Regions from separate parts of the Mus musculus genome. Here region 2 is linked to region 1. A link is a loop called in an ENCODE intact Hi-C map of the cell type or tissue named here. Cell type or tissue: gastrocnemius. All regions are shown on one strand.

Region 1 (8,000 bases):
TGCCTCAAAGGTAGTGCAGGTACAGCCAGGAGGACCTGAGCCTCCAGGTGAGGTCTTGAGGCTTCAATCCAGTTTTTCCAGTATCCTTTGTGCTTGATCTTTGCATGATGGTTCTTGGGAGCAGTGAGTGTATGTGCTGAGAAGTTGCGAGGAGCCGCTCAGGCTGTTAAAGATCTGCTTACTGCCATTTGCCAGATCTAACTTTGAAATTCCAGAAAGAAGGAATGAGAGGGGGTAAGGTCGCATTTCACGTCTTTTTTGCACTAACCAGAAGCAGAGTTTTCAAAACATTTTCCATTATTCCCTTTGAGGGAATGGGTCTTGATCTCCTTGAGTGACTCAGATCTCCTCAGCTCTGAGAACCAGAGTAACTGGCCAAGCCTAGTGGGAGAATTTAAAGGACCCTGGTCCTTCTTCAGAAGGAACCGTCATGAGCATCACCCTTCTCCCCAAAACTTCTCACCCAGCCAGTAAAGCCAAAACCACACAGAAGAATTCAGAAGTCCTTTGCCTTCTCAGAGTACCCTGGTCAGTGATTTAGAACGGCCCTCGTACCTGGAAGGACATTGGGTTTCCCTTCCCAAACCCCACATGAGCAGATTCCAAAAATGGCTAAAGAGGTGGTGTCTTCGAATGCTGAGTTCTTTTGTGTTTGTTTTGTTTTGTGTTTGTTTTGTTTTGTTTTGTTTTCTGAGACAAGGTCTCTCTGTGTACCATGGCTATCCTGGAACTCACTCTGCAGATCAGGCTGGCCTCAAACTCACTGATATCCGCCTGCCTCTGCCTCTCGAGTGCTAGAATTAAAGGTGTGTGGCACTACGGGCTGGCACAATTCATACGTTTTGATCTTCTGTGTTTTGGATGGGGACACTCACATCTCCATGCTCTGCATGCCATCCCTGCAATGCTTTAATAGCTGTGGGGAATACTCAGGAAGTGTTCGTGGCACACTTGCTTTGGACTTGGAATTTTAAACCTACTTAAGACTTCTTTATTTCTTTATCATCTCTGTTGATTTCTTAGACTGGAGCATCGGATGCTCCAAGAGGGAAGGTTCCCTGTTCTCTTCATTACCCATTGAGTATCTTCTTCTTCGTTACGGAACAGCCTCAGTTAAAAGATGAAAACCAAACTTCCCACACAGTTGAGGAGGTGATAATCCTGTACGTAGGGATTGCCTGTGGACAGAGACATGGGAGACGCAGCACTTGAGATGCAGCGCTAATGCCAGTCTTCAGGGGTCAAGAAGTAAGGACAATGTCAGGGGGTATCAGGGTCATAAGGGCACATGGTACAGGGTATTGTAAGCCATGCCAAGCAGACCAGACGAGAGTGAGAGGACGTTCCTAAAGTGTTTTAAGGAGGAAATGAAGACTCAGTTAGCTCAGCCTGCATGAAGCCCTCAATTCAGCTCCCAATACCACATAAGCCTGGAGTGATAACACATACCCATAACCTTAGTGCCTAAGAGGGAGAGACAGGAGGATCAGGTGTGCAAGGCCATCCCTTGTCTACATTAAGAATTTGAAGTCAACCTGCGATATGGGAGATTCAGTCTCAAAAGAGAAAAAACAAAACAAAACAAAACAAAACAACAACAACAACAACAATAACAACAAAACAGCTAAGGAGAAAGTGAAGATCTGAGATTGGCATGTCACATGTTAGGGCACACCTACAACAGAACCCTGGCTCCAAGGATGTAAAGTGTTTTCTACCTTAACTATGATTGCCTGTTAACCTAACATGTCCCATGATAGTCCCTGCCCTGCCCTGGGCCCTGAAGCAGGTGCTGCAGGCATAGGCTCCTACCTGAACTCTTTGTGGCTGTTGCCTTTGTAAACACACAGCATCGTTGCAAAGGGGTGCTTGAGGGTAACCAGAGATGAACGCAGAAACCAGGAGAGGAGGACCTGGACCCCCTCTTAAGCCATGGAGTTGGTTTGGTCATGGAGTTAGGCTGAGTTTTTACTTGGTCAGTTAGACAGCAAACATGGAGAGGAGGGAAAGAGAAATGTGGCCCTCAACATTGGTGAAGGGGTTTAAGGGTCAGTTTCCTATCGTGCAGCACCTCTACCTCAGTCTATAGTAAGAACCTGGAGGCCTTCCTCAGACCGACTGTTTGCTAAAGAGCCAGAAGTCAGCCTTGCGTTGCCAGAGCAATCGCCCACGTTAGCCCGGAGTCCACACAACTGCTGCATGTGTCTCTTCAGAGCTGAAGCTGGCGTCAGTTCACGCTTTCTGGGGCCCAACACTGAGCGGTCACAGCTGGGGCTTCTGGTGTAAGTTGGCTGACCAGCTAGATAGGAACAACTCTTTTCTTCTCTGCCTGAGATAGTTTCTGAAACCCCTTGGGTCCCAGGGCACAGCTGAGGACTCCCTCTGTGGTTGGAAATTTTTTTACCTTCATGTTACATTGGCCAGGAGTTACCTGTAACCCCTCTCTCAGTCCTACTCCCTCCACGATGACCACACCCTTGTCTTGTCTTCTTCCCCTTTCCCACTGCCAGAACCTTCCTGAGTCTCACCAGGAGGAAGCTTGAGGTGTCCCTTCTATCACATCCTTTTCTTTTGAGTCACTGGACCCTGAATGAACCTAAGGTTTAGCCAGGCTCAGTCCTGTGCCCTTAAGGCTCTGGAAGAACTAAGACCCCTACCAGAGCTTTGTAGCCCCAAGGCTCCTCCAAGACTTGAAAACCACTTAGGTGGGTCATTACTCCACTTAATCCGGAAGGTTGGGTTTAACGTCTTTTCTTTCCCACTGCAGGACTAAGCCTGGTGTCCGGGAACCAACAAGACTGCCCTCCCTTCAAGCCAGGCAGGCGGCTTCAGAGCACACAGCACAGGACATCTGAGTGACAGAGCTTTCAAGATCAAAGTCGTTCCTGTCTCTTGGAGAGGAGACAAGGGGAGATCACATTTCAAAAGAATTCAGAGGGGAAGGAATTAATCCATTTGCTGACACGGGGCCTTTCATTTTGCTCCAGAGATGCCCTGTCTGTCCTTCCTGGTGAAGCTGATTCCTTTGCCTAAAGAAAGCTTAGCTTTCTTAATTAAACCCTAGAGGGTTTTCGTCAAACCTTAAGTGGGATGAGACAATTTGTGGAAACGGCTACAACAAGCCCTCTCCACAGCCACTGCCCTACTATGTAACAGTGATACTGTGACCACTGGCTTCCTCTCCCAAGTAGGGCTACACCTGGCTTCTTCTGTTACCTGGGGAAGAAGTCAAGGTCAAATTCTGACCCTTACTAGGGCCAGAATATTAGTATCTCTGGTACTTTGACTCCACTCAGAGGATGCTATGGTCATGGTGTCTGGGAGGATACAAGGAAAATAGCAGGCTTTGAAAAGCTACAGGAAGACGGTTTGCTGGCTCTGCCATCTAAGGAGCTATGAGACCGTGGGAAGACATCTTCAGTTCTCTAAGTCACTTCTTTATCACCTTTTTAGACATACAGATCACTCAGTGAGTGTGTACAGTAAATCAAGACCCTTTGTTACATCATTTAGCCCTTTTAAGAACTCGATTGAGGGCTGGAGAGATGGCTCAGTGATTAAGAGCACTGAGTGCTCTTCCAAAGGTCCTGAGTTCAAATCCCAGGAACCACATGGTGGCTCACAACCATTAGTAATGAGATCTGATGCCCTCTTCTAGGGTGTCTGAAGACAGAGACAGTGTTCTTACACATAATAAAATAATAAATCTTTGGGCCAGAGTGATCGGGGCTGGAAAGAGAAGAAAATGTGTCTGAAGACAGCTACAGTGTACTTACACATAATAAATAAACAAATCTTTCACACACATACACACAAAAGAACTCGATTGAGTAAACATTATGCCTATTTTATGCATTTTTAAAAACCAACAAAGTTTGGGGATATTTCCAAACTTTTCCAAAGACCAGCTGGCAAGTAATGGGGACAAGATTTCATCGGGCTCCGTGTGATTCCAAAGATGATGGGTATGTGGTAGAGTAGCCCTTAAGAAAAGATGTCACCTGTTCTAAGTCCCCAAACCCTGTGAATGTGCCCTCACCTAGCAAAACAGAACTTGTACATGCCGTTATGGATCTTGAGATGAGATCACACAGGCTCACAAGGAGGGAGTCATGTAAAGAGAGACCCAGCACCTTGAATGCTCTCCTAGCCTCCAGAGCGGCGAAAGGTTGAAGGACGGTTGTGTCCCACTCTGGGGCATTTACGTAGACACTCTTCAGATACTGCTAGCACAGTGGGCAGTGGATTCAGCTGCAGTGTAATGCTCGGCTTTAGCCCTAGGAGACTCACACACTGGAGCAACAGTGACGGAAAAAAAGATGTAACGCTAGTTAGATCCTCGCAGGCTGGATCGTGCTGTTCAACTCTGCTCCTGCTTAGCACAGCCAAGTGGCCTCGAGCCACCTCCCTTGGGAAGCCACACTGAAAGGACAGGGCGAGATTCCCATAGACTAGGGACAGGGCGGGGAAGAATCTCCCATAGCAGAGCAGAAAGCTCCCTGCCTCCTTTTGACAGCTGTCCTGCCGTGAATTTCTGTTATGTGTGGTGGCACCCAGGCTCCCCACCTGCTCCCATCTCAGGCCAACTGGGCCAGGAGAGTTGGTACAAAGAGCCTTTGGTGAAAGACCACGGCTGGGAGTCAGCCCCAGGCTCCTATATATGGAACTGGCCATTTGCCCTGTCTGGGCTGGGCCTTGAGTCAACCTTTTGCAAAATTGAACACAGTCTGCTTTAAGGAGCCTTGAGAAGAGCTGTGGAATGATATGGGTGATGGTAAGGCATGCTCTCTGTTTCTGTTCATGTTTAACCAGGTGCACCCTTGAATGTCTATTGGAGGGACAGACAAACGGATGCTGTTCCTGATTGACAACTCCTCAGGGTTTCCTGTTAGGCTCCTGCATGTATCTTTCTGGGAGGGATTTGGCATCTGTGACTTTGTTTCCAAAGCCTTCTGGGTATGGTGGAATAGTACAAGAACTGGGCCATGTCCAACACCAAGAGAAAAATAATTGAGGAACTTAGAAGCTAGATAGAAAGCAAGTGTGGGACAGCGCTGGGGCCAACAGTAGGGGAAAGGACAGAGGCATTGCAGATCTCCTGAGAAGGGGATCATGGGATTGTAGCCGTGGCAACCACAGTGGTGGTCCTAATGTAGAATGTAAACAGTCCATGCATCTATCTAGGTCCCCTACGATATGTGTGTGAGAGATTCTCTTTTGGGAAGGAACATGTTTCATTTTGGGTAGATGGTGAGCACAGGGTACTCTAGAGCAGGATTCATAGCCGCAGAAGCCTGGGACTTGGATGTTGCTGTTGTAGACACCAAAGGCTCTGTAAGACTAGGGCAGCTTCCTTCCTTCCTTCCTTCCTTCCTTCCTTCTTTCCTTCCTCCTCACCCTTTCTCTCTTTCTTTCTTTCTTTCTTTCTTTCTTTCTTTCTTTCTTTCTTTCTTTCTTTCTTTCTTTCTCTCTCTCTTCCTTCCTTCCTTCTTCCTTCCTTCCTCTCTTTCTCTCTTCCTCTCTTTCTCCCCCTCTCTCTCTTTCTCTCTCTCTCTCTCTCTCTTTCTTTCTTTCTTTCTTTCTTTCTTTCTTTCTTTCTTTCTTTCTTTAATTTATTTTTTGCTCTGGTTGTGTGCCAAGAGGAGCAGGGAGCTGTCATAGACTCCCAAGAGACACTCATATAACCAGGGCAGGATCCAGCGCTGGAGGGCAGGGTTAGAACAGTTTCTGATAATTTTAGCCTCATGAGGAGGAGACCATTGTCTTGGTTTAAATGAACCCACCCCAGGGAGGCTGTCTTCAGGGACAGGAAGTCCAGCAGAGGTAGGGGACTTGGGATAACAGCTTTTGGACCTCTCTTCTATGCCAGGAAGAAGCAGCCCCAGGAACAAACAGCAGGAAGACAATCCAACTAAATCCCCAAGGAAGCTCAGAGAACCACTTTCTGATGGAGAAGGGGCAGGGGACAGATCACGGGAACGGAAGCTTTGGGAACATGGCCTGAGTTAGGAACATAGGTCCATCTGGAATTAGTTGTTAGCCCATCCACTTGGGGAATTTCCACAGGACAAACAAATGTTCCCCACTCGGGACTAAGGTCAAAGGCCCTTAGGACACAGAGCATCTTCTGTTTCCCTGCTTGCTGCTTTACCAGTTCCACTGTGTGACCTTGGATGGACCTGGTTCCAGCTCCTAGACAGTGCTTTCCTGGGGGTGCTAGAACACTAGGGAATTTGAGAGAGTTGGAGGGATGTTCCCAGCAGCCCTTGGAACCTGGTAACAAGGGCATCATCCCAGGGCACTGGTATATTTAAATAAAGACATTCTGACATAGTGGGCTTGTCTGTTCTCAACAGTTTCATATATATCTTAGCTCCAAGGCCCCTGCTTTGTCTGTTTAGTGTCTGACTCTGTCAACTGAAGGTTATCATGAGGCACCAGACACTGTGTCACCTAAAAATCTATACACAAGACCTTTTTGACTATCCTAATATTCAGCTGAGATCATGCCCGGGCAGTATTCTGGGACAAGATCCAGAACTGGAGTTTGTGTCCAGCCAGCCTGGCTCCAACATCTATTCTCTTCCCTTGGGGTGACCTTATGGGACACTCTTAGGGGATGACCCTTGTTACCAGGGGCTTTCCCTCAGTCTTTGAGCCTCCACCTGGACAGTTAGGATATTGTTAAAACAAAGCCCGGAGGTTTTTTGTGGATCTATGTCCTGATAAGACAGCACAATGCGTCTGATGAAGGCTGGTGTTCTGAGCCAGAGCTATCCAGGGTCACCATTTGCTGGGTGACCTCTGCCAGTCGCTCCACCTACTTGAGATTTGTTTTTCTCATTTGTTAAAAATAATAGTGTCCATTTCTAAGGTTGCCAGGAGAATCACATGAGAGATGTTTGGAAAGCTATTGGAGCAACCTCTGGTCCTGCCTGGTAAATTTTCTAAAAATATAGCTCTCATTCTAATATTCTAATATCTCTTGCTCATTTGTTACTGGAGACAAGTGTAGTTGACTGGCTCCCCTGTGTGTGTGTGTGTGTGTGTGTGTGTGTGTGTGTGTGCGTGTGCGTGTGCGTGTGCGTGTGCGTGTGTGTGTGTGTGTGTGTGTGTGTGCTCGAGTGCACAAGCATATTCATCCATACCTCTGAACTCTATCCACATGCTGTGGGTGATTCGGTCTGTGTGCTGAAAGGGAGCAAGTTCTTCATGTGGTTACTCTGAAGGGCAGTAACAAATGCACTCTGCTAAAAGTCAAATCCAAGTCGAAGAAGGGCAGGGCTCTTCCAGGATTACATATCCAGCTAAAGACAGGAAGAGTGTGAGGTTTGAAATAGAGGCATGTCCTGGAATTTTATAAAAAGGCTCTGGGTTCTATTCCTAGTACCACATAGGCATGATGGCACATGTCTGCAGTCTCAGCACTGGAGAGGGAGAAGCAGAAGGATCGGAAGTTCAAAGCCATCCTGGCTGTGTAGTGATAGTAAGGTCAACTGGGAATGCATGAGACCCAGACACTGTTTAAAAAAATCCAGAACAATGAAACCATGGACATCTTTCCAATCTGACTCCACTCAGCAAAAGGTTAGACAACAGTATCTGGGCTCATTGGATCCAGGACAAGGAAGGAATGCCGGAACACCAAGTCAGGAAACCTATCATGATACTGGCACCTCCAGGGTCTTTGTGAGGGGCTTTGCAATGGATGTTTAGACTGTTGAGTTGGGTCTGATTGGGTGGGATCCTTCCCTAGGCCTAAACACAGTTTCTGGACAGCCCTCACATTCATAAGGAGACTTCAGGGACATATTCCTTCTTCTAGAACAGAGGCCCAGGTCTGGGATCAAGTGTAGCACTCTGACCCCAGACTGGCCTCAGAGCAACCTCATAGGTTTCAAGAATTGGTTCATGTGGCCCTCTACACTTCATAGACTTTGTACAGTGCTGATATCACATTGAAACTGTCACATCAATGGTTGTGCACGCTCACTGAAATG
Region 2 (8,000 bases), 56 kb before region 1:
ACGTATACGTATACGTATACGTATACGTATACGTATACACAGACACAGACACACACACACACACACACACACACACACACACACGCTGGGGGCTAGAGAGATGGCTCAGAAAGTTAAGAGCACTACTTCAGAGGATCAGGGTTCTGTTCCCAGCACCACGTTGGAGATTCACAACCCTCCATAAGTCCAGTTCCAGGTGATTTAACGTCCTCTTCTGACCTTCACGGGTGTGTGATGCATAGACATACCTGTAGGCAAAATACTCATATACATAAAATTAAATCTAAATCATAATATGAATATTTACATACACACCCACCACCACCACACCCACCACCAGGTAAGCAGTAAGAGAGTGTGGGAAGGAAGCTCCTGTCTCCTAGACTGCAGAGTCCCTAAGAGTATCTGAACCTGACAATGAGTTTGGGCCAAATTAAAGCAAACTCTACAGGTAAAAACAGGAGGATTCCAGACATGCTGTGACTGCCTGAGTTGGTGTCTTTAGAAACCAGGACACCACTGAATCAAACTATCATATTAAAAATGTAAAAGTTGGGTGGGGGAGGCTGGAGAGATGGCTCAGTGGTTAAGAGCACTGACTGCTCTGCCAGAGGTCCTGAGTTCAATTCCCAGCAACCACAAGGTTGCTCACAGCTATCTGTAATGAAAATCAATGCTCTCTTCTGATGTATCTGAAAATCTTTTTTTTAATGTAAAAAAGTAAAAGTAATTTATATACTGTGTCCAAATATATTTAACATTAAATTTGAATTATTTAAGAGTAGCTCCACTCTGTCCTGGGTAGTTGCCCCTTTGATATGTGACTTATGCAACAGTGGTTAACGAGCTCTGATACCACTGTGCACTGCATAGTCATGGCACATCTCCATTTGATTACTAAGTTTTTGTTGAAAATAAAATCTGTTTTTTAGATTTCACAAAATTTCCAGTAGAAAAATAGACTCACCTCCCAGTGTTTTACAAACAGTCCACGTGGCAGGACCGCTTTCCTGTTCACGTTCTCTTTTCAACTAACTTTGACTTTCTTTAAAGAACAAATAGCAAACTGAAAAAACAAAACACAAAAAAGTTTTAAAACTTTTTTTTTGGTTCACTTAATTTTTTAGGTTTTTTGCCTGCATGTGTGTCTGTGTGAAAATATTGGATCCCCTGAGACTGGTATTGCTGACAGTTGTGAGGTGTTACGTGGGTGCTGGGGGTTGGACCCTGGTCTTTTGGATGAGCAGCCAGTTTTCTTAACCACAGAGCCATCTCTCCTGCCCTTAAATAAAAAGGCATTACTTATCTACTCTTGTGTGTATGTGTGTGTGTGCGTGCGTGCGTGCGTGTGCGTGTGTGCACCACTGGCTGTCATAAGACCACTTTAGGGAGCTATCTCTCCCCTTTCATCATGTGGATCCCAGGAATTAAACATGGTTCGTACTTTTGGCCACTGAGCCATCCCATGGCCACCTGCTAAGCCTTTACAGAAAGAGTTCCGTGTCCCAGGCCATGAAGTTGCTCTGTGGCCAAGAATGACCTCAACAATGGCGACCGGTCTGCTCTCTGCTCTCTGCTCTCACTGCCCTCCCCAGTCCTAGAATTACACATGTGCACCACCATGTCCAGTTTACTTGGTTCTGGGGCTCAAACTCAGGGCTTCTGGCGAGCTAGGCAAGCACTCTACCAACTGTGTATATACCTCTGACCTTCTAACACCTGTCTTAAATATTTTAGTTAAAATTAAACACCAGAAATTTAATTCCTTCATGGTATGAGGAACAGACACTCCAAGTACCTATAGCCACCCGTGGTTGGAGGCTGCAGCACAGCTTTGGAGCAGCCCACAGCCCTTTAGCTCTTTCCTCAGATTCTGGGTTAGGCAGGGAGAGAGGTCAGACCAAAAGGCCATTGTCCAAGTTCCCAGGTTTAATAGTCTAACTGTGTTGATTCTCTGAGGAGTTCACTAATCTCTTTTGAAACCCCCAAGTCAAACTAGGTCTCAAGTAAAGAGACAGAGAAGCTGGAGGGCAACACACACACACACACACACACACACACACACACACACACACACACACACACACGTGCGCGCGCACGCACACTAAATGTAAAAAAAAAATCACAAAGAATCTTCTTGTGAAGTGTTTTTTAGAGTTTTATATCTTGTAACCAATTTTCTTTCTATCTTTCTTTCTTTCTTCCTTCCTTTCTTATTTATTTATTTATTTGTATTTATTTCATTTACATTTCCAATGCTATCCCAAAAGTCCCCACAGGCACCCCCCCCACTCCCCCACCCACCCACTCCTTGGCCCTGGCATTCCCCTGTACTGAGTCATATAAAGTTTGCAATGGACCTCTCTTTCCACTGATGGCCGACTAGGCCATCTTCTGATTCATATTCAGCTAGACACACGAGCTCCAGGGGGGTACTGGTTAGTTCATATTGTTGTTCCACCTATAGGGTTGCAGTTCCCTTTAGCTCCTTGGATACTTTCTCTAGCTCCTCCATTGGGGGCCCTGTGGTCCATTCAATAGCTGACTGTGAGCATCCACTTCTGTGTTTGCTAGGCCCGGCATAGTCTCACAAAAGACAGCTATATCTGGGTTCTTTCAGCAAAATCTTGATAGTGTCTGCAATGGTGTTAGTGTTTGGAAGCTGATTATGGGATGGATCCCCGGATATGGTAGTCTCTAGATGGTCCATCCTTTTGTCTCAGCTCCAAACTTTGTCTCTGTAACTCCTTCCATGGGTGTTTTGTTCCCAATTCTAAGAAGGGGCAAAGTGTCCACACTTTGGTCTTCGTTCTTCTTGAGTTTCATGCGTATAGCAAATTGTATCTTATATCTTGGGTATTCTAAGTTTCTGGGCTAATATCCACTTATCAGTGAGTACATATTGTGTGAGTTCTTTTGTGATTGGGTTACCTCACTCAGGATGATGCCCTCCAGGTCCATCCATTTGGCTAGGAATTTCATAAATTCATTCTTTTTTTTTTAAAGGTTTATTTATTGATTATATGTAAGTACATTGTAGCTGTCTTCAGACACTCCAGAAGAGGGAGTCAGATCTCGTTACGGATGGTTGTGAGCCACCATGTGGTTGCTGGGATTTGAACTCCGGACCTTTGGAAGAGCAGTCGGGTGCTCTTACCCACTGAGCCATCTCACCAGCCCCAAATTCATTCTTTTTAATAGCTGAGTAGTACTCCATTGTGTAAATGTACCACATTTTCTGTATCCATTCCTCTGTTGAGGGGCATCTGGGTTCTTTCCAGCTTCTGGCTATTATAAATAAGGCTGCTATGAACATAGTGGAGCATGTGTCCTTCTTACCGGTTGGTTGAAACATCTTCTGGATATATGCCCAGGAGAGGTATTGCTGTAACCGATTGTAAAATAAAAATATTCACAAATGCCAATTTCAAGTGCTTTTTTCATATTTTTTAAAAGAAAAAAGTTATGAATACTGCCACAAGGTGGCGCTAAAATCTAGTGAAAAATTCCAGTGTCTGGTCTGATCTAGTAGGGTGTGATTTACAGCCGCCCCTGGGGGAGGGAGGTGCAGTAACAACAACAAAACCCACAAAACAAACAAAGGGCAGATAAATTAGGTTGCAGACTAGAAATAGATCGGTTTGAAAGGTAAGTATGACTTTGTTCTCCTTCATACACTGAATTTTTTTTTTTTTTTTTTTGGTTTTTCGAGACAGGGTTTCTCTGTATAGTCTTGGCTGTCCTGGAACTCACTCTGTAGACCAGGCTGGCTTTGAACTCAGAAATCCACCTGTCTCTGCCTCCCAAGTGCTGGGATTAAAGGCGTGCGCCACCACCGCCCGGCTTCATGCACTGAATGTTAATAACTCTTGGAGAATTAAATCTAGTCATTGCCTTGCAGTGACAGTGCACTTTGAAGGGTGTGGGGCCTGACAAGGGGATACTATAAAACTCATCAGCAAGTTTGGAAAAGTTAATGCTATAAGCAGTGAGCTAGGTCTTTGAGGCCGCCAGTCCTGTTTTGAGAGAACGCCGTTTCGATTCTTCTCCTTCTTTACTTCGGCATAACTTGCCCACTTTGTATTTTTAGCAATTACTTCGATATAGAGATTTGAGCTTGGAACACCCCGTATGATACGTCTGGAAATCAGGAAGCCGGTGGCCGTAATCCTGCTTCCTGGTTCTTTGTATTTAAGTCTTTGAAAGAAGCACACGGGACAAAGCTCTGGTTTATATTTTCTTAATATTTAAAGCTGAAGGACATAGCCAAGATTCCCAAGCTATATTAAGACCACGGAGAGCAGAGCTAATAACACAGCAATCAAAAGGTTTAACTACGAGGAGAAAAATATGTGTAGATAAGATTTTTCCCCTAAAAGGCATGTGTGGGGTGTGTGTGTGCGTGTGTGTGTGTGTGTGTGTGTGTGTGTGCAAAGTGACTTCCTCAACCAATGACAAACCAAACCATGTGACAGTTCCTTAGGTCTGAAAAACTAAAGCAGAGAAAAACAGAGACTGGGCCCTGCAGTGGGGATAATCCAGAATGCAGGGAACACAGCTCTCCCCCACTGATGGAACACTATGGCTTGATCATATCTGTCCAGATACACAGAAACTGTAACATGGGGATTATATGTGAAAACATTGGCTGCTTGTGTTTGGTCTGATTATAGCAGGATCTGATGTTAAGAACTAAAAAGTTCCACTTTTGAAAAACTGGGTTAGCTCCCAAAGTCATTTACCCCTCCCCGTTGTTTTCTCTCTCTGTCTCATTTGGTTGCCCAGACTGCCTAGACTTGGAAGGCCAACCCCTGTGCGTCCTGTGTGGCTGGGTCTACAGGTGGGCAGGCCTACCACTGCACGGACCATTTTTACTGCTTCTTTAGGGCCCAGCATAGTGCTAGGTCTTCATGATGCTCAGGTGGGAGGAAATCCTGGCCCTCGGACAACTCACAGTCCAGAGAGAGAGACAAAGAAATGGGTCATAAGGTCATCATGACATGGTCACTGAGAAAGCTTTCTCTTAGCTGGTACCCCTAGCCTAGCCCTCCATGAGGACCCCACGCAGCAATGTTAAGCCATTTCCCCACTTTCTTTCCTCCTTTTTCTTTGTTCAGTTTCTCTTGGGGGCGGGGTAAGGCCCTCTTTGACGCCCTTTGCAGCTTTCTGTCTTTCCTATTTCTTACAGTGGACTGGCTTAAATCCTTTAAGATAGGAAGAGGTGTCATCTCCTGCAGGAAGTGGTAATTCACGAGTTAAGACCTGGTGTGTATGAAGAAACTCCATCCTCTGTACAGAAACCGTGTGCCCACCGGCAAGTTCCCTGCGAGGCCGCATGCCTGCTTTCCCAGCTTGAAGCTTTTCATCTGCTCCATGAGAGTTGTTGGGATAGATGGGTTTCCTTGCACAGTGTACTTCAAGCAGTTCTCTGGCTTTAGGGCGAGAATCAGATGTAATGTGGTAGGACTGGGTGAAGGTTGCCTGCCCAAGCTGGGTGCTTTCTTTTTCAGCGGAGTGCCCTGCACCTCGCTTTCCTTTGTCCTACAGCTGTGTGTCTCCTAGATTCCTCCCCTTATCTTCTTCACCCGGAGACCTAAGTGTGGGCCTTGAAGAGAAAGCCGAGAGGGGACTCACCCAGGCCCACACAATTTACTGTTAGCCTTTCTCAGTGAAAAGGCTGCCCTGGGTAAGTGTCAGAATTCGGCCCAGAGCACACGAGGGGTTAGTTATCTAAACAAAGTTAAGAAAGAACGAAACCCTTGGCTAGGTAACAAAACCGTGCACCGGTGTCTGTTTAAGTGAAAACAAAACCACGTTAAAGGCGCCGCCCCTCCCCCATGCTTGATCACCCGTAGTTCGCTCGGAAGCTAGATAAAGCTGAAGCCCTGGGAGCAGCCAACGCCCCACAAGAGTGTAGCTCGTCTCGGAACTGCCCACCCAGACCCGGAGGGCTCCAGGCTGCCTGCTCCACGATGTCGCACTCAGAGAGGCTGCGACGAAGGCGGGGACCCGGCGGCCACACAACCCCACGGGGCGGGTCGCCGCGCAGACTCCACAGTCAACGCCTCTCCCAGCCCCGCGGACAGGGCAGTCAATCAAGCTAAGGCGAACCCGCCTTCGGACTGCAGCGGGCGACCAATCGGAGCCAAGCTCCGCAGCGATGAGCTCAGCCCTATGGCTTCCCATTGGGTGGCTATATTAAGAAAGTGGCCGGACTCTTTAAATAGCGGGCGCTAGGGCCGCAGCCCGCATCTGCCACCGCAGTTCGGTTGTCGTCGTCTGCGCCCCTGTACCCTAGGTCTAGAGTGAACCCGCCCCGGGAAAGAAGCTAGGCCGGGTCCGCAGCATCAGCCATCACTTCGCACAAAGCAGCGCAGCTCCGGGACCGCCGAGGACCACAGCGGCGCGGCAGCGGCGCGGCGACACTCAGTGCACCGTATGCCCCTGCGCCCCTGCCGAGGCAACCGGAGCGCCCCGAGAGACCGCGCCGCCGCGGGGTCCAGGTGCAGTTAGCGAGCCTAGCCCGCAGCGCGCAGTCGCGGGAGAGCGGGGAGCGGCAAGCAACAGGGAGCGGGACGGCGGCGAGGCGCTCGCGGGCCCCTCCTGCTGCCCGCGCCCGGCGAGCTCATGGCGGCCATCCGCAAGAAGCTGGTGGTGGTGGGCGACGGCGCGTGCGGCAAGACGTGCCTGCTGATCGTGTTCAGTAAAGACGAATTCCCCGAGGTGTACGTGCCCACCGTGTTCGAGAACTATGTGGCGGACATCGAGGTGGACGGCAAGCAGGTGGAGCTGGCGCTGTGGGACACGGCAGGCCAGGAGGACTACGATCGTTTACGGCCGCTCTCCTATCCGGACACCGACGTCATCCTTATGTGCTTCTCGGTGGACAGCCCGGACTCTCTCGAGAACATCCCCGAGAAGTGGGTGCCCGAGGTAAAGCACTTCTGCCCCAATGTGCCCATCATCCTGGTGGCCAACAAAAAAGACCTGCGCAGCGACGAGCATGTCCGCACGGAGCTGGCCCGCATGAAGCAGGAGCCAGTGCGCACGGATGACGGCCGCGCCATGGCGGTGCGCATCCAAGCCTATGACTACCTCGAGTGCTCGGCCAAGACCAAGGAGGGCGTGCGCGAGGTTTTTGAGACGGCCACGCGCGCCGCGCTGCAGAAGCGCTACGGATCCCAGAATGGCTGCATCAACTGCTGCAAGGTGCTATGAGGGACGCGTCCTGCCTCACGCCCTTGCCAGCGTGGCTCCCCCTCCTTGGCCCGGTCGCCCACGAACCGGGAGAAAGGGAGACCCATGCCCCCAAGGACACCACCAGACTGCCTGACATCTGCTGGTGGCTCTGGCTGGTCACGCTGAGAATTAGCGTGGGCACCGAGCTCCCCCTTCCCAGTGTCTGTGTGTGTCCAGCTGTGTGGCACAGGCCTGGGCACCCTGCTGAGTGCCAAGGGGTTCCTGAGCATCCTTTTCTAAAGAGCCAGGCCTCAAAGTGTGGTTGTGTGTGTGTACGACTCCCTACACCCCACCCGACTCCTGCCCCACCCCCGCCTCTGGTTTCCCCAGGGGCACGCAGAGTGGTTGCGCCCCCAGCAGGTTTGCTTGTAACCAGCAAGCCACTACTGTTGCTCCATGTCTGTAACATAGACCCCTGGAATGGCGGGAGGGGAGGGCTGGGGGGAGGATGGGGCTGTTACATAAATACAGATTTTATTTTCGGAGGCAGAATGGTATTGTTTAGTGGTGTGTGGGGCGACCAGGGCCCAGAGCAGCTCCTTTCCCAGGCTGGGTCAGGCGCCCACCCATCCAAGCATGAACTGGACTTGGCCATCTTTCCACACCCTGGGGAAGACATTTGCAACTGACTTGGGGTCGAGAGGAAGCAGCTCAGACAGTGTCTCCTGGGCCAACCCCCAGCGAACCTCCGGCAGAGGATCCAGGGTGTGCAGTGGGGTCACTTTTGCCATAAGCGAACTTTGTGCCTGTCCTACAAATGA

The links. A loop is a pair of places that touch in the nucleus more often than their neighbours do. Peaks named below come from ENCODE experiments on the same cell type or tissue, not always from the same donor. Only the 100,000 strongest peaks of a DNase experiment are listed, where the experiment ranks them.
Region 2: a loop joins it to region 1, with 6 times the contacts of the local background. A loop is called at or near these places in 14 of 42 quality-filtered maps.

The regions. Positions count from the first base shown.
Region 1 is chr12:8,442,116-8,450,115 of GRCm38, reverse strand. It overlaps Gm51967 (a long non-coding RNA gene), which reads right to left and starts at 1,156. Exons shown (of 3, transcript XR_003950173.1): 1 at 1,075-1,156. In gastrocnemius, no CTCF peak of the experiment used is centred here; DNase peaks (open chromatin) are centred at 2,221, 4,452 and 4,620; H3K4me3 peaks cover 1,296 bases; H3K27ac peaks cover 6,264 bases.
Region 2 is chr12:8,498,260-8,506,259 of GRCm38, reverse strand. Rhob (ras homolog family member B) reads left to right here and starts at 6,251. Exons shown (of 1, transcript NM_007483.3): 1 at 6,251-8,000. The coding sequence starts at 6,628. The coding sequence ends at 7,218. In gastrocnemius, CTCF peaks have their summits at 3,466 (motif pointing right), 6,586 and 7,589 (motif pointing left); DNase peaks (open chromatin) are centred at 6,148, 7,158, 7,342, 7,815 and 2 more places; H3K4me3 peaks cover 3,864 bases; H3K27ac peaks cover 4,484 bases.